3 separate regions of the Mus musculus genome follow, and all the other regions are linked to region 2. The links are chromatin loops, found by intact Hi-C in ENCODE. Cell type or tissue: heart. All regions are shown on one strand. Links, peaks and the distances in the headings refer to the core of each region. The heading gives the core; the rest is flanking DNA.

Region 1 (5,858 bases), core at 492-5,491, 220 kb before region 2:
TGGGACACTTGCTCTTCCATAACTGGAAGAGATGTCACATGAGAGTGGAGATCTATTTCGGCCCTGTTACAGTGCCTGGCTTAGAAGCTGGCATGTGATGTAAGGTATAAGTCCCAAGCCTGGTCTTCCATGTGACACCTTTTCTGTCGGAAGCAGCTCTGGGCCAAGCAAGGGCTTTCTTCCTGGACTTTCTCCTACCCACTTTTTCCTCAGCATCTTGTTCGCAACAGCTGCCTTGTGTCTTCCTGTGTCACAATCCTGTGCCAGGGGAGCAGGGTCTGACTCTGCTGTGCCTCAGGATCTAGGATGAAGTGCTAGAGATGGGGAATGGGGTGCATCTCAGTTTAGGGTGTCCACATCTCCGTGGTTCACCCGTGGGTGACCTCTGAACTCAGTTTTCCTTCTCTTAAAGTTATACACAGAATTTACAAAGTTGCATTGGAAGCAAGAAGGTGACTAGGTGTGAAAGAGTGTTTGCTCTACAAATACAAGGATCTAGTTTGAATCCCCAGCACCTGTGTAGAAAGCTGGCCATGGTATGTGAGTCTGGAATCTGAGCACTGATGGGGTGGAGACAGGCGGATCCCGAGCTTGCTGGCCTGCCAGCCTGAGACAAGCTTCCAGTTTAGTGAGAGATCCTGCCTCAAAATAACACAGTGCAATGTGATTAAAACACCAATGTCCTTTGGCCTCCATTTGTACACCTATATACTCATGTGCGTGCAACACACACACACACACACACACACACACACACACACACACGCGCGCGCACACACACACACACACACAAGTTATGTTCTGAGACTTGCCAGGAAAAGTATTACTTTCCACTCCCCTTAAGGGCCCCGTCTTAGTGCTTCTACTGTAGTGATAAAACACCATAGCCAAAAGCAACTTGGGAAGGAAAGGGTTTATTTCAGCTTATATCTCCTGGTAACCATCCATCACTGACAGAAGTCGGGGCAGGAACCAGGAAGCAGGAACTGAAGCAGAGATCATGGAGGAATACTGTTTATTGGCTTATCCTCATAACTCCCTCAGCCTGTTTTACTGTGGACCCAGAACCACCAGACCCGGGGTCGTACCACCCATAGTGAGCTGGACCCTCCCACACTCTCTCATCAACCGAGAAAATGCACCATAGGGGTATCCGCAGGCCATTCTGGTGGGGACATCGTCTCCATTGAGGTTGGCTCTTTTTGTGCTTATGTTGTTAGTTATTTATCATGACTTTTTAGCCTATAAAACAGAGATGAGCTGTCCTTTCTTTGCTTCTATGACATATGTATACACACATCATACAGCCCTCTCCCCACACTTCTTTTGACCTTCTACCCTTGTAGTTTGGTTATATTGTAATTTTGATTTATACACTGAATGAATTGTTTACACTAAATGGATCCATAGGTGCTTTATACACATGAAGTCATACCGTAAACTTTGATTTACATCAAAGTTCTCCCTATGTGGGGATTGTGTACCTGTAGAATCAGTCACTCATGGATACAAAGTATTCAGGGAAAAGCTGCATGTGTATTTGAACACGTGTAGACTATGTGGTCCCTCTTCTCTGTTCTCTGAGCAGTGCAGCACACCTAATCTTTACATTGCATCAATTGGACCCATAATCTAGAAATGAGTTTTGAAGATTTGAGTAGGCTGCATGCATATGTTATACCATTTTTATAGGGAATCTGAATATCTGCCGTTCCAAGGGCTATGCTAGGATCCATCCCCCAGTGTCACCAAGGTGTGGCAGTACTGTCCTTCTGAACCAATTTTCCTGTAGTAAATAATTGCCTTGGGTATTACACGTGTGTAAGTCTGTGTATGCAACATTCAACATATTATAAGCCAGGGAAAAATTATATTACTACCCTGCCAAAGGTTTCATGAGTCCAAACCAGTTTATAAGCTTTGTAAATCTGGCTGGGAGTTGGTCTTAATTCATATGTTATTCTGTTTAATGTTGAAATTATTATTTTTTTCTATTATTTCTATTAGTTTTTAAGGGACCTCTAGCAGCTCCTAAAACTTTCCAGGGTAAGACTTATCTGTGAAAATACTTATGGAGAAATATATCTCGTACAGTCCAAAACCAGATGTCCCTGACACATCCCTCTCCCATGCTCAACTCATCTCTTCATTCACAGTCAGAGCTAACCTGAAAATTAAGCTCTTGTATACACCACAGTGGAAGGACCTGCTGCCATTGTGGAGGGCTGTCAGGCTTTGGCTCTGAGAGTGAAATGGCTTGTGCCGCTACCTTAACCTCTGTATTCTGTCTGCAGTGGACAAGAGTGCTTTCAGAACAGGATCATTTGGTGCCTTTCCCACCATCATTTCCAACCAAGGCCTAGCATTATAGGAAGCAGCATCCTGGAGAAATTTAACAGAATCCTAAGGACAGGAACCCAAGCCATAGGCAAGAAAAAAATACAAAAAACCTAAACCTTCGAGGTCCCTGTTTTTGCTATTGGGGTCTTTCTTCTCACTTCCAAACCACCATGTCTATAGGGAGCCAGAGACACTCTTCCTCCTCCTCTTCTTTGAAATTGTAAAATAAGAAGATATATTATAGATGGGTATTTTGCCTGCTCGTATATCTGTGCACTATGTGCATGCAGTGCCCACAGAGTCCAGAAGAGGGCGTTGTATCTTTCTGGACCTGAAATTAAAGATGGTTGTGAGCTGCCTCGTGGGTGCTGGGATTTGAACTGTGTTCTCTGCCAGAGTGGCCTGTGCTCTTTATTGTTGAGCCATCAGCTCTCCAGTCCCAGTAATGTCCTTGTTTTCAAATAGCGAGGTTGTTTCTTTCCCTACTAAGATAAGCGACCCAGATTTCAAAACTGACTTCTGACTGTGCTTTCACTTTGCCCCTAAGGACTCTCCCTCCCTTCTTAGAGTCTGGGGTGTGTGTGTGTGTGTGTGTGCGCGCGCGCGCGCACGTCCCTGATGAAACTCCTAGCCTTCTGCTAGAGCCCAGAACGGAACACAATACTTCCCAGGGTAACTGGCAGAGGAAAGATTTGATGAACCCGCTTCTCCCTGGGCAGTGCCATGGTTATCTGGGAAAGAGAAGGTTCACAAGCACCTTGTCAAAGAGCCCCTTACTATCCTTTGTCCTTTGCAGAACTGCATCTCAGTGTTCAGTTGCCAGCATGAATGGCTGTGGTTACAGGAGCGAGAGGCGGTGGGAGGAGGGTGTTTAGCCGCTTCTGGTCCCAGCGCCCCCCCCCCCCCCCCGCAGCGGTGTGAGAGGTTTTTGACTCTGCACGTGCTGAGAGCTTTTATCTCTAGAAGCCACTTGAGGTTGTTCAGGAGGCTTGATTAGAGAAAGGTGAACGGTTGCCAAGGCAACCTCCCTTTGATTCATTCATAGAATGGGAATTGAAATATTTAAGAGAGAGCCGAAAATAATGGCCACATGAGAGCAACCCACACATATCCTGCTCAGGAAACGTGGGCCGTTGAGACAAAGAACACAGAGGTTTGAATGTGTACAATCAGGCTTACCTGGTGTCTGCATTTTCCGTGAGTAACCCCAAGCCCCCACACCCCATTTCATACATACACACATGCATCAGCCTGGCATAGGGAATATTTTAGCGTGTCAACTTACTCTTTAGTGCCACAAGTCACAGCTTTGCTATGACAGTTGGCATGAAAATGTAAGTTTTCTCTCTGTGAATATGTCACCTGGCTTTCTACCAGATCTTTAAGATTTATTTATTTTTATTTGATGCATATGTGTAAATGCCTGCATGTTTATATGTGTGTAGCACATGTGTGCAGGTGCCTGTGGAGCCCAGACACTGTCAGATCTCCTGGAACTGCAATTAACGGCCATTGTGAGTTGCTTGGTGGGAATGCTGGGAACTGAACTCAGGTCCTCTGCAGAGGCGGCAACTGCTCCCACTGAGCTGTCTTTTCAACCCTATTTTCTAGACTTTATTTGCCTCTGGTACAGTTCTACCTGCGCTCTGCAACCTACATCTTGCTTATTTATGCATTTAGCCATCCACTCAACAAGCACTGATCTCCTGTGTGCCAGGCTAATGCACACATACAGCTTGTGTTGGACTTTTGTTTACTGTTGGATGCAGTTCTGGTATTGAGTGCTCCCTGCACAGGCAGGAGAAATGGGTTTTGGGGGCAAGGGTGGGGGAACCCCTCCGGAGCAACCTTTACCCAGGCCGATCAATAGAGCTCAGACTCTTTTTTTTTTTTTTTCTCTCATGAAACACCTCTCACACCACTGCCATTTCAGGCCAGAGCTTCTTTCCCAAGCAGAGCCTTTGCCTGCTAGTCACTGACCCTTGAAACAGCCCTCCTTGTGCATCACTGGCTCCCAGCACTAACCCAGCTCATCCACCCTTGAAGTCCCGATCCACACGCTGTTCTTAGACACAGCAGTTTAGCTCTAAGCCACTCAGCTTGACTTACAAAGTCTATAAAATCGTATATAATGTTCCAGTGAAAACCCCTGATGTTATTCTTTGATTTCAGCTGCTGTTCCCAACAGCCTTATTTTCTCAGAGTGTGAAAACTGACCCTGGTTATTCCTCCTGATTCATGGTTGCACAAACCACCCTACTTATCATGGCTGGTTTTCCCCCTTTGCTGGCCTAGAGCCATCACCTCGTTGTTACCCATCCCTCAAGACCTCCGAGCGAACCTCTCACTAATTATTTTTCAGTATTCACCATCCTCTTCTCCATAGGCATAGTAGTTTTTCTGGAACTGTGGCTTCCAGGACAAAGATCACACATCCCCGTTGTTCACTCCTTGCTCCTTTGTATGGCTGGGTTGTGAGCGGAGTGTGCGCTTTCTGAGCTACGTGGAGGTGTAATTATACACAGATGGCAGGCCACAAAGAGGGAAGGAGTCTTGTTTGCCAACAGCATGGGGCTAGAAATTTATAGGTAAGGGATTAGAGAAATCACTTGCTGGCTTGCCTAAGCCTTGGGAACATGTGTTTCGGTTGTGACAGATTTGTAGACGAATCTACACATATTCAAGAAGATATCCTGGGGATTTTCTCCTTTAAACTCTCATCGTGGCCATGAAAGTCTGGGGTGTATTGATTTTTTTCCCCTTAGCTGTAGCCTTATTCATTTTCCATCACGAGCAAGGAAGACAGGGACCTTATCACTAGACCTTAGGGCAGGGGTTCTCAACCTGTGGTGCTCTACCCCCTTGGGAGTTTAAACAACTCTTTTACAGGAGGTTGCATATCAGATATTTACATTGCAGTTCATAGCAGTAGAAAAATTACAGTTGTGAAGTAGCAACAAAAATAATTTTATGATTAGGCAGAACGTCACCACAACATGAAGAACTGTACTAAAGGATCATAGCATTAAGAAGGTTGAGAACCACTGCCTTAGGGTATAATTTTTAAATCCAATAATATATTCTTGCACAGAAAAAAACAAAAACAAAACCCTAGTTACAAGTTAGAAGACCTGGGTTCTAGTGTTTCTTCATATTGACTGCATGCCTGGAGAGTACCTTTGAGACTTTCTAGGACTTGGTGTTTTGAACTGCTTGTAGGAATGTAAATTGTATCTCGGATGAGACAGTTGGTGTGTGAATGTTTTGTTAACTGCAGAGTAATGCATATTGCTTACACAGTTCCACTTCAACATCCATTATCACACTTTTTTACATTGTCATATACAAATGACCAACGATATCAGAAGGTTGCTGTCTAACCGTCCCCACTAGTCATTGACCAAATGACCCAGTGGTGAGTTACTAATTATTCAAATGAATGGAACACTTTCTGGATAGGAATACTTTTTACATATGTGTGCATGGCAGGGCGAGGTCCAGTCCATGCTTGCTCTTTG
Region 2 (5,858 bases), core at 421-5,420:
TACACACTCTTCATAGATTTGAGTGCTTAAACTTGCTAGAGTGGCTTCTACTGTGGACATCTTAGAATCCTGCCCTGAGTGCTGGCTCAGTATGGCCCCCACTCTTCTCATTCATGTGTCTCCATTCTTCCTTTCCCTGTTCTTTTCTTATCCCTTCTCACTTGGCATAAGGTTGGAGAATAAGCAAATGTCTTAGGTGGGTTTGCGTTGCTGTAAAGAGACACCATGACCAAGGAAACTCTTATAAAGGAGAACACTTAATTGGGGCTGGCTTAGAGTTTCAGAGGTTCAGTCCATTATCATCATGGCAGGAAGCACAGTAGTGTGCAGACAGATATGGTACTGGAGGAGGCAAGAGTTCTACATCTTGATCTGAACAAGAGGAGACTGTCTTCTGCAGGCAGCCAGGAGGAGGGTCTCTTCCATTCTGGGTAAAGCTTTAGCATAGGATCTCAAAGCCCACACCCACAGTGATGCACTTCCTCTAACAAGGCCACACCTCCTAAGAGGGCCAAGCATATTCAAACCACCACAGCAACCTTCTGGTCAATTCAGCAGTTTCACAGAGTGAACTTCTTCATGCATACCCTGGGCAACTGAAGGAGAATCCAGGCACAGGAGGAAAAGACTAGATTCTTTTACATTAGCTGCTGATGGCATAAACTACCTGCTGTGTAATTTGCTCAAAACCGCCTGCCATATCAGCAGTCTGCCTGAGATTGTCTTTGACAAAGAGGCTCCTACCTCAGAAGCATTTCAAACGATTCTAATTCTTAACAGCTACACAATAGGAAGTGGGAGGAAGAGGGGAGAAGGAGGAGGAAGATGAGCCATTAAGAATCACTCTGAAGAGCCAGAGGGAAGGCAAAGAGTTGAGTGGGTGGGGAGGTGGGGAGGATCTGGGAGGAATAAGGGGGAGAGGAAGCCACGATCAGAATATATTGTATAAAAAATATGTTATTTTCAATTTAAAAAGAAAAAAAAAAGACTCTGAAGCCAGGACAGTGGGGCTCATTGATTCATAGATAAATTACAAATACCAACATACCTTGGTCCAAAGCTATGGATTATCTCTGCAACAAGACCCTTGCTGTTCTGTATACTGGACACACAAATGTAAATCAGTCATATAACATTGTTAACTCGGGAGCTTCCAGCAAGTATTCTGCACAATGCTTAATGACAATGCTATTTTCTCTGATAAACAGATGAGAGGTGCAGATCAGCAATCAGATGCCCTGGGTTCTAGACTAATCTTCGTCTCCTCAGAGAGATGCTTCTCGTTAGAGACAGGCTGAGAATCACTGGGCGAGTTTGAGTCAGAGACAAATGAAAGAGGGGGTGGAAAGTTATTCTGCAAATGTTTGATGGTTCCCAAAGGTAAGGAAGGCATCCTGTGATCCTCATGACTCAGATCATTCCCCCAAAGACTTCACAGTCAGGAGTCCCAGAGGGCCTGACTCATCCTGATCTCTTCCTGAGCCCAAGTGGCTGGCCCGCATTGGATGACGGGAACTGTGGGGACTTTATGTAACTTCTAACTTTGGCTCTACCATCTGCTAGCTATACAACCACAAGCAGGTGTCCTCAACATCCTCACCATTGAGGTAAAGCAACGTTTCTGCCTTCTGTGCCTGTCATGCAGATGGAGTGAAAGAGTCTGTCTAAAGTGTCATAGTCGCGTAAGGTTCAATACCTGCATGCAGCAGCCACTCTAAAGAGCTGACAGCTTAACAGTGCCTCCAAATTTTTCCCCACCACCAGTGCTCTGCCCCATGGTTCTGTTCCATCCAACCTTCAAACAATCATCTCTAGGATGGACCAGCAAAAAAGGTCTCTAGTCTGTGACTTACAGTTTCAATGCAACTTCTATGTAATAAGATTTAGCGACACGGACTGCTTATTGTTTATTTAGGGAAGCGTTGGGGGTTGAATACAGGGCCTCACACACACTAGAAAGTTCACCATTGAGCCTCACCAGAGGCCCACTGGATCTTTAAAATGGCCCAGAGAATTGCTGTACTTGTCCATCCACTGAAGCTGTTTGTTGATGGTGCCCCCCACCCCACCCTGTGAGCCCCATACAGGCACTACTAGAAAGGACAGCTTCAGGCAAGGGAGATCGCCATGACTTCTCAGGTTATAGAGAGATGAGAACACATTGTACATGATAAGCCGTTGAAAACACAACTGTTTTTCCGGGCCAAGTACCTAGGAACAAAAGGGTATCTCAAGCCACAGCCAGGGGCATTGGCAGCCTTTGTAGTAGCCGGAAGGATCCTGCCAACCACATAAGAGCCACTTCAGCCCAGCAGATCACACTAAAGTCCTCAGTGTGCCAGGAGCATGGGGCATGGAGTGAAATGGAGCTGGCAGTGCTCATGTACGTGATAATAGCATTAAAGGCAAAGGACATGGTCTCAGGGCCGTAGCTTTCTCCCTGCCAATCGCATTTAAAGGGTCTGCAGAAAAGGGAACTCAGCTGGGATTACTTTGTGGGGCAAGAGGAAACGCTTTGTACTAAGGACAGTGTCGGGCATTTGCTTTACGGCTGGATGGACATGTCAAGCAGCTGGCAGTCCTTGGAGCACATCCTTGCCACCGCCAAGTAGGAACTGCCATTCTCCATGGCTCAACCATGAGTCCTCTCTAAGCCAGGAGCCAAGACTGTGTGCTGACAGACACTAGCTAGAGGGCTCGGGCACGTGTCATAGCAAGCTCCATGGCTAGCAAGGGAGCAAGGCAGCATCAAAGCCCTGTGACTTTTCTGGAAGTGTGGCTATAGCACCTATATGCAGTTAACATTCAGAAAGGAAAAGGAAAAAAAAAAGTCAGGAAAGGAGTAAGGAGAAAAGACGAAATCAAACAACATTCTTGGCATTTTTCAAACATCTGTGAAATCCTCATCATTATTTCTGATGTCAGTGTGACTGGGTTTAATAACTCAAAGAGGTGTGGATTCCTTTTAGAAGCCACATGCAAATGTGGCCGAGCTGACTAATCGACACACATAGCTATCTCCTTAGCTTTAGCGTTTAGCATTTTGACTGAAAACTCTCTTTACACACTTGCAGGCCATGTGTTATTGCTATTAGTGTTTCTCAAAACAAGCTGGAGTCAACCTCTTACTGCAATTCCCATTTGTAGCAAACCATCCCAATCCTAAATAGAGCAAGCCGGGGGGTGAGGGCACAGCCTTGACCAGGAGGAGCAGAGTATGACAGTATCGAAAGCTTTAATAAATATTAAATCCTCTTTTCCCCTTTTTTTTCAATATCCCAGCAACTGCAGCCCAAGATGCAGCAGGTAACAGAGCTGCAGCTCCCCAGTGCTGCTCTCACCTGGCCCTCTGCACTGAACAGGAAGCCACAGACTCCACAGGGCCTCCCCAGCCTGTGGATATGCTGTTGCTCACAGGGCAATCAGCTGCCGAACATGAGGAACTTGGGGACTCTGCTGTCTGGTCATCTCCTCACCTGTGAATGCCTTTCACCCCTGGGAGTGATCCTTGGCTTGCTGTTCTCCCAAAGAGCTCTAAACACCCCCCCCCCCGTCTCACTGGCCAGCGGTAGGTCTCTCCAGAACCCATCTTACTGTAGGTCCAAATATACCATCCTAGTACTGCTTGTAAGATCTGTATCCCTCCAGCTCGAATTGCTATAACTAGGCTGGTTCCCAGCAGACATACAATCGTGCCTTGGTATTGGTATAGAGGGTGGAAGTGGGGGAGGGAGATTGATTCCAGGACATCCCACAGATACCCAAATCCCAGATGTTTTAGTCCTTTGTATATAATGGCATGCATTTTCACAGAGCCTACACACTTCCTCCATATACTTTAAATCATCTCTAGATTACTCACAATACCTAATACAAAATAATCCTTTGTAAATAGTTATTATACTGGGGAGACAGAACCTGTAGAGACCATCTCCAGTAGATAGGTATGCCCCCCCCCCAGTTAAAGAATAGGTCCACCCACCCATGTCAAGAAGTTTAACCCAGAATTGTTCCTATCTAAAGGAAATGCAGAGACAAAAAAAAAGAATAGAGCAGAGACTGAAGGAAAGGCCATTCTGAGACTGCCCCACCTAGGGATCCATCCCACCTGCAGACACCAAACCCCAGTAGTATTGCTGATGCCAAGAAGTGCTTGCTGACTGGAGCCTCATACAGCTGTCCCCTGAGAGGCTCTGCCAGCATCTGACAAAAACAGATGCAGATACTCACAGCCAACCATCGAACTGAGCCCAGGGAACCCAATGGAGGAGTTAGGGTAAGGACTGAAGAAGCTGAAGGGGATGTGCAACCTCACAGGAAGAATAACAATATCAACCAACCAGACACCTCAAAGCTCCCAGGAACTAAACCACCAACCAAAGAGAGCACACGGAGGGACCCATGGCTCCAGCTACATATGTAGCAGAGGATGGTCTTATCTGGCATCAGTGGGAGGGGAGGCGTTTGCTCCTATGGAGGCTCGATGCCCCAGCATAGGGGGATGCTAGAATGGTGAGGCAGAAAATGGGGGAAGAGCATCTTCATAGAGAGGGGAGGAGGGATGGGATAGGGGGGTTGCTGAGGGGAAATGGAGAAGGAGGGCAACATTTGAAATGTAAATAAATAAAATAACCAATAAAAAATAGTTATTTTACTGTATTACGTAGGGGATGATGACAAAAAATAAAGGTGTGTACCTGTCTGCACAGATCCTACCATTGTATGAACTCTATAGTGCCTGACCCAGAGTTGGTAGAATCTATAGGAGCTGGATCTACAGATACCAAAAGCCAGTTCCAGCCCTACTGACACAGTTAAGCTAGACACTCCTTTCTGACCTCCATCACTTATTTCTGCGTGCACACACACAACCCTAAGTATCTTAGCTCTTCTAATGTGTACTCAAAGATCCTCTACTGAGTCTTTCTTCGATGTAAAGTAACTTGCCCAGAGTCCCCAGTGGACAGAGGCGTGTTCATTCTCGGGTCAGGGACCACCAGGACTATGTTACTGAGATGCTAAGATAACCCAAAAGTGCATGTGGGCTCTTAAGGCAGACATCTAGAGAAGACTCCAGGAGGAGGTAGGACTCAAGCGAGAAGCTGAAACTCAAGTCAAATGGGTCACAGAGGATGGAAATAGAAGACAGGAACTCCAAGTTTGTCTGACTCTAAATGCAGGGCCAAGGGATGACAGATCCCAGAGCCTGGCTCTGACCAGGTTCTTCGCCATGTGTTATTTCATGTAATACTAAAACCGGCCTTATGGTTGGTTTCCAGTGATGGTCTGTCACGGGATGAGAAAACCAGAGTGTTGGCAAACAAGGCCACAGTCTTTATTGACATGGTAAGTTGAGGTGCTTTCTCAGCTGATGAGTCACGGTGGGGGGTTAGGCAAATGTGAATGGAAGAAATGAAGGCATATAGATTTCTGGAATCTTGCATCTCAGCGCCCTGGATTCCACACTCCAAAGCCCCCTTTGGGCACTGCCATATCTACAAGATGGCAGAAGAAGGTACCACATGCCCAAATCCTAAAGAGTAGGCACTGGATTTAAAACAATTGAAAGCCTCTTTAAAGTGTGTGTGTGTGTGTGTGTGTGTGTGTGTGTGTGTGTGTGTGTGTGTGTGTGTGTGTGTGTAGGTCACAGAACCATATTGCTGTGTCAGCTCTCTGCTTCTATTTTTACATGTTTTCTGGAGCTGAACTCTTGAACAGACAAGCACCTTTACCTTCTGAGCTATCTTGCAGGATTGACAGCCTCTTGGTTTTGTTTTGTTTTGTTTGTTTTGTTTTGTTTTGTTTTGTTTATGAGCAAAAAATCCTGATGTGAAAATAAACCTGTTACTAATTCTGTT
Region 3 (5,858 bases), core at 492-5,491, 93 kb after region 2:
CCCTTTTATAGTGAGTCGGGCACACCTGGCTGTTGCCAGGTAACTATGGGGCGGAGCTTAGACAAAAAAAATAAACTGCTAACAATGACAAACTAAATTGAAAAAACAAAACAAAATAGAAAATGCTTTCTTCTGAAAAAGCCTTGTGGCTGGAGAGATGACTCACTGGTTGAGAGCACATACTGCTCTTGCAGAGGTCCTGAGTTCGAGTCCCATTGCCTGTGTTGTACAGCTCCTAACCACTCCAGCTCTAGGCAGACTCCCATACTTCTGGCTCTTACCTACAGACATTCACACAGAAGACCCCCTGCACACACAGGCATGCGTGCACAGGCACACATACACACACACACACAGACAGAGAGAGAGAGAAACACACTCATAATTAAAAATAATGCAATAGGGCTAGAGAGATGGCTCAGTGGTTAAGATCCAATGCCCTTTTTCTGACTTCCACAGGCTCCAGGCATATATGTGGCACAGCCATGCCTTCGGACAAGCACTAATACACACAAAATAAGTTAAATAATAATGCCCTTCATGTCAGCCACCTATACCTAGAAATACTTTCTACCTGGGATCCTTAGTGGCCTCACCAGACCGGGACTCAGATCACTGTCTGACTCAGCCATCACCAAAGTAGCTTTCTCCTGCTGTAAGTAGATGGGGAATGTACACAGAGACCCACGACTGAACACCGTGATGAGAGGGAGAGACCCTGGGACACCCAGGCCTAAGTTAGTAAATGAATAGAGGCAACTGTTACAAACCAAGAAAGATGGGGAGTTGGTTAGTTGACCAGTCAAACAGAAGACTTTCGAGAGCACAGAAGAAAAGATCTTGGTTCGAAGCCCCTGATTCACTAACTCCCCAGCACTGCACAACAGACAGAGGAGCACACACTGAGGAAATGAGGCATCACAGTAATGGGTGTTGGCTTCTTTATGCCATGCAGAGCCATGCTCTCCCAGCCTGGCAGCTGACTGAGTGCTCTGGTCTGGGAGCCACCAGATACAGTACGTGGGTGTTCTGTTCCAAAGAGGGACAGTGAGTGCCATATGTAATTTGGTTAAAACAGGGGATCCCAAGACTCTGGGGAAATGTCATAATCCCAGGGGAAAGACCAAGACCCTGGCAACAGAGCAGTTTGTAACCAGCCCTCCCAGCCGGTTCTACAGCCAAGCGAGATGTGAATCAGCCCCTTCAGTTTCTTAATGCATCCAACCGCCTTCTTGTATGTTTGTATTCTTATGGCCGTGGGAATCTAACCCCAGGGTCTTGCACATGGTAGGCAACCAACTACCATGGTTATAGTCACAGTCCTTCCCAGACACTTTAAAAATACCTTACATGTAAATATGATCAGCTAGATAGCTAAGGGTTACTGTTTCCACCAAAGGTTCTTACAGATTCTCAAGAAATCTGAAGTGCATATGTGAGTTGAAGATGGTTAGACTTGGGATGGCTCCTCAATCCTTCACCTTAAACAGGGTTACACACAATGGGAGTAAAACTAAGGACTCTGGTGTGTCTGGAGGATGAAATGGGTTGGCTGTCCTCTTGTCACACCAACGCAGAACATTTCTCTGCCCTTAACTCCCCTACTCCATCCCTAATGACATCTCCGGGGCACCTTTTCCCTCTGACTTCCTTTGGGAAATAGCAACCAAAGAATGGGAATGGAAATGGAGAGACATCAAAATACCTAATGCACTCCTGCCTCTAACGTTGGCACATGTCTCCCAAGAGCTATGTTTGTCTAGACTCGGTCCTCTTCCTCAGCTACTGTTTCAGGAAACTCCATGGATCACCCACACCTTCATGTGTTCCTAGGGGTGAAACTGAATCACTGTGTTAAAGTTTGTTCTCCCCAAAGTGTGTCTAGAGAGAGTGGTGATCTTCACAAAACCAGCACTATTAGATCCTTATAACCGTGGCAAATGACTCTTATCTACCTAGCTATTCCCATTTAAGTATAGGATATTTAAAGGGTGGTTGGGATGGGCTAGGTATATAGGTCCATGGTAGAAGTATTTTGCTAGCACACTGGAGGCCCAGGCTTTGATCCCCAGTGCCACAAGAATACAAGAATACAAAGAAAAGGGAACTTTAGGTAGTTGGGAACATTAAGGAAATAGGGGAGAACTGGAGAGATTGCTTAGTGGCTAAGGTCACTGACTGACTGCTCTTCCAGGGGGCCTGAGTTCAATTCCCAACACCCTCATCATAGCTCATCATGTCTATACCTGCAGTTCCAGATCAGACACCCTCATCTGGCTTCCATGGGTACCAGGTAGGCATATGGTACACGGACATACATTCAGGCAAAATGTGCATACTCATAAAATAATGGAAGAGAGAGGGGACAGGGGGAGAGGAGAGCAAGCCAGCGAGCCAGCTTCACCTCTCAGCTGCAGAGTCATCAGGGTGAGCTGTGTGGCTGGAGACATCTTTCTGTCAATGGAAGGGTGGGAGGTGTATAAGACTCATTGTGTAAAACATAGAGAATATTAAGGAAGAAAAAGACAGCGGTTCTCATGTTCCCATCAGTCTTTGTGCTTGCAACAGCATGGTGCAAGGTTGTGCGGACAGGAGACTTGAGCAGTGTGGACATTTCTTCTGCATTTAGTGTCTGCAAACCCTCCCAGAGCATCCAGCAGCACCACGCTGGGCCCAGGATTCATCAAGTCAATGGTCGGTCATGATCACTATGCATCAATCGGGATTTGTGGCACCTTTTTTTTTTTTTTCAGAAATAAAGATATTTAACCATCCCCTTAACAGACACAGAGGGTTAAGAGGTGTAATCTCTGGAAAATGGATTCAACCCTTCAACTCTTTTTTTTTTAATTTGTTTTTAACAAAAGAAAAGACAAAGCTCAAAGTGTATTTTATTGAGTAAAAATATTTTCTCAACCCAAACATGCACAGATAGATGGCAAGGTAGAGTGTATTTGCAAATTAAAATAGCAGAAAGTTGCCCTCAGGCTGCTGATATATAGTGATGCCACAACACCAAGGGTGGCTGGTGCTGGAGGAATGTGATCCCTGACGTGGGAATGCTTAGGTGCTTGGCAGTAACAGCGTATCCAGGGACTGCATCCAGCAGTTCTATTTCTAGGTCCACACATTAGGGGAAAAAGAAATCATGTGTACACTAGAAGATAGAGAGCAGGGCATTTAGTGCAGCAGTCTGTGAAAGACAAGAAAAAGAGATAAAATAAATAAGTAATCAAATACACAGTGGTTAGATTATAATGTCAGCAAAAAGAGAAGCTGTACTATTTATTATTATTTTATGTGCATTGTGTTTTGCCTGCATATAGGTATGTATGGGAGTGTCAAATCCCCTGGAGCTGGAGTTTACAGTCAGTTATGAGCTGCCATATAGGTGTTGAGAATTGAACCCTGCTCCTCTGGAAGAGCAGCCAGTGCTCTGAACCACTGAGCCATCTCCCTCTACTCTGGGAGCAGTATTCAACAGTATAGTAAAAAAGCAAAAGGACATAGAGAAATGTCCGAAATCAAGAAGAGACGAAAAGGCAAGCAGTGTAAGGGTAGTTAGCTGCACTGGCTACCTGTGGTAGAACTCAGCTTACAGAGCACAGGTATTAGAGCACTAGTATCTGGATCCCTCCTCGACACCAGAACCAACAGAGGATAAAGTCTACACAGTAACACTGCTGTTTTTAGGACTTTATGCATATAAAATAAACACATAAGGACACATGTACGTGAAACAAAGCAAGTTTGAATGATGAGGATAGGGAAGGAAGAAGAGAGAAGCAATGGAGTAGGACAGACGGTGGGCTGAAGGAGTTCTTGGGTCGCCAGGGATACCGCTAAGACTCTATGGTAAAGAACAAAGAGGCTTTTGATGGAGTTACTTTCTGTGTGGTTTTTGGTTTGTTTCTTTTTTGGGGGCTTGTTTGTTTTGTTTTTGTTTTGTTTGTTTGTTTGCTTGCTTGCTTGTTTTGAGACAGGGTTTCTCTGTGTAGCCCTGGCTGTCTTGGAACTCACTCTGTAGACCAGGCTGGCCTCGAACTCAGAAGTCTGCCTGCCCCTGCTTCCCAAGTGCTGGGATTAAAGGCGTGAGCCACCACTGCCTGGCTCTACGTGGTTCTTACTGTTGTCTGCCTATTAAAAAGTATTCATTCCATAACATCACACCTGTGATGTTGCTGGAACTTTAAGGCTTTCTTAAGACATATGGCATCATACTGGTAGAAGTTAGAGATCCCAAGAAGTCCAAGCTATATGTGACAGAATCCTGAGAACTGCAGCCAGCAAGCACATTTCGTACAAAAAAAAAAACAAACAAAAAACACAAACAACAACAACAATAACAACTAAAATGCATGTCCAGCTTGGAAGAGATGCTCTGACTGGTCAACGGGCATCAAACAATTCCGAGGAGAAACGGGACACACCTGCGGTGGTTAGCCTGGAGTTCCAGGCTCTTTAAGCCTTTAAACCGAGTGGGGCACGCCAGAAGCTTCAGGAATGTCATCCTGGAAAGCGGCAGCCTGCCAGTGGCCACTTTGTATTCCGTGAAGGGTGTAAGTTCAGATGTGACCCAAACGCTGTCTGGCTCTCTGCCTTTCCTAGTTGGAGGGCAGCTCTGGCCATATAGACTCATCTCCAAAGGAACAATGCCCATGCAATCACCAGCTGAAAGATGCGGAGGCCCTTAGGCAAGACACAGAATCCCTGGCTACATCCTCAGTCCCGACCAGTCAGCATCACCCCACCCCCACCCTAACCCCCAATCCCCAATCCCCGCTGAAATGACCTTAGGCTGACCTGGTGGTGACAGTTCACCTGGTGGAACATTTTTTTTTCAGACTCACTGGAGTTTGGGGGCTTGGTCTAAACCCTGGATCACCGCTCAGAAGTGCCAACAAATCTGTGATCTATTTACACTCACTGAAATCAACCAATAAATGGGCAAAGAGCTCATCTGCGACACTGGGCACAGCTTCTCTCTCACACGGCATTTCTGTTCCATTAAACATTGCAAATGAGAGTCCAAGGAGGAAGCGAATTTCCAATCAAACCAAAGAACCCAAGGAGCCCGAAATCTGTTCTCCAGTTCTCACCCAGATGGCTGTGTGGGCACACACACAGACCAGCTCACCCACTTCAAACGGAGCAGAGCTAAATACATAAAAATAAACAAGTGACTTAGTTGGGGGTGTAGCCATCCGTTTCTGAGATGACTCGAGGGGTATTATTTGGATGCCCTAAGGGTGCAGGTGTCTAAACTGGGCTTGCTTCCTGGCCTCGGTTCTCCTGCCACAAGGGCCCAGCAGCGGGAAGCACACCGCAACCTTCCACCGAGCCACAGAGAACCCCGCCAAAGGGAGCCCGGCAGCCACTTTTGAGGCTCCCGGTTCTCCTTGAATGTAACATGTCTCATTAATTTCTTCCATCTGCCGTTGTGTGCAGGGGAAAAAAAAATCCAAGGGAAAATATAAAGGGCCGACCCAGGATTTACTGCCTGAGCCTCTAATCCGTGTTCAATTTGTAAGAGGCTACAATTCCTCCAGATGGGACACATCTAAAAACTGGCTTTCCCCCCAGTCCCAAAGACATTTGGGAGAACTTCCCGGTCGGCTTGGGCAGTGTTCCTGAGGGTGGCAGCAGGCAGGTGCTCCTGTGACACTCTATCCAGAATCGTCAGAAATCAAAGGCAGAACAGGGTTTCCGAAGCAGGAACCAACCTTTCGAGGGCTGCCAACCCTAAGAACTTTCCTCTTCCCTCTGCCCCGCTGCCAGATCATTCTATTGCTCTACATCCTCCCCACCAGACTCAGAGACTGGACAGACGAAATCGACCGTCAGTTTCATTCCTTGGA

What was found. Hi-C counts contacts between places; a loop is a spot of excess contacts. Peaks named below come from ENCODE experiments on the same cell type or tissue, not always from the same donor. Only the 100,000 strongest peaks of a DNase experiment are listed, where the experiment ranks them.
Region 1: it touches region 2 in a loop (2.0-fold over the local background); 2 of 42 quality-filtered maps call a loop at or near these places.
Region 3: a loop joins it to region 2, with 2.1 times the contacts of the local background. A loop is called at or near these places in 2 of 42 quality-filtered maps.

Annotation. Positions count from the first base shown.
Region 1 is chr8:34,394,765-34,400,622 of GRCm38, forward strand. No RefSeq gene overlaps it. Among named protein-coding and RNA genes, the nearest start is that of Gm33831, 11 kb to the left of the region's middle. In heart, for the core only: CTCF peaks have their summits at 1,770 and 2,644 (motif pointing right); no DNase peak of the experiment used is centred there; H3K4me3 peaks cover 804 bases; H3K27ac peaks cover 367 bases.
Region 2 is chr8:34,611,806-34,617,663 of GRCm38, forward strand. All of the region lies in intron 2 of B930018H19Rik (RIKEN cDNA B930018H19 gene), which reads right to left. The region is part of intron 2 of Gm34096 (a long non-coding RNA gene); the gene reads left to right. Among named protein-coding and RNA genes, the nearest start is that of Gm34096, 8.0 kb to the left of the region's middle. In heart, for the core only: no CTCF peak of the experiment used is centred there; DNase peaks (open chromatin) are centred at 2,316 and 2,656; H3K27me3 peaks cover 1,055 bases.
Region 3 is chr8:34,704,959-34,710,816 of GRCm38, forward strand. No RefSeq gene overlaps it. Among named protein-coding and RNA genes, the nearest start is that of Gm46069, 18 kb to the left of the region's middle. In heart, for the core only: no CTCF peak of the experiment used is centred there; no DNase peak of the experiment used is centred there.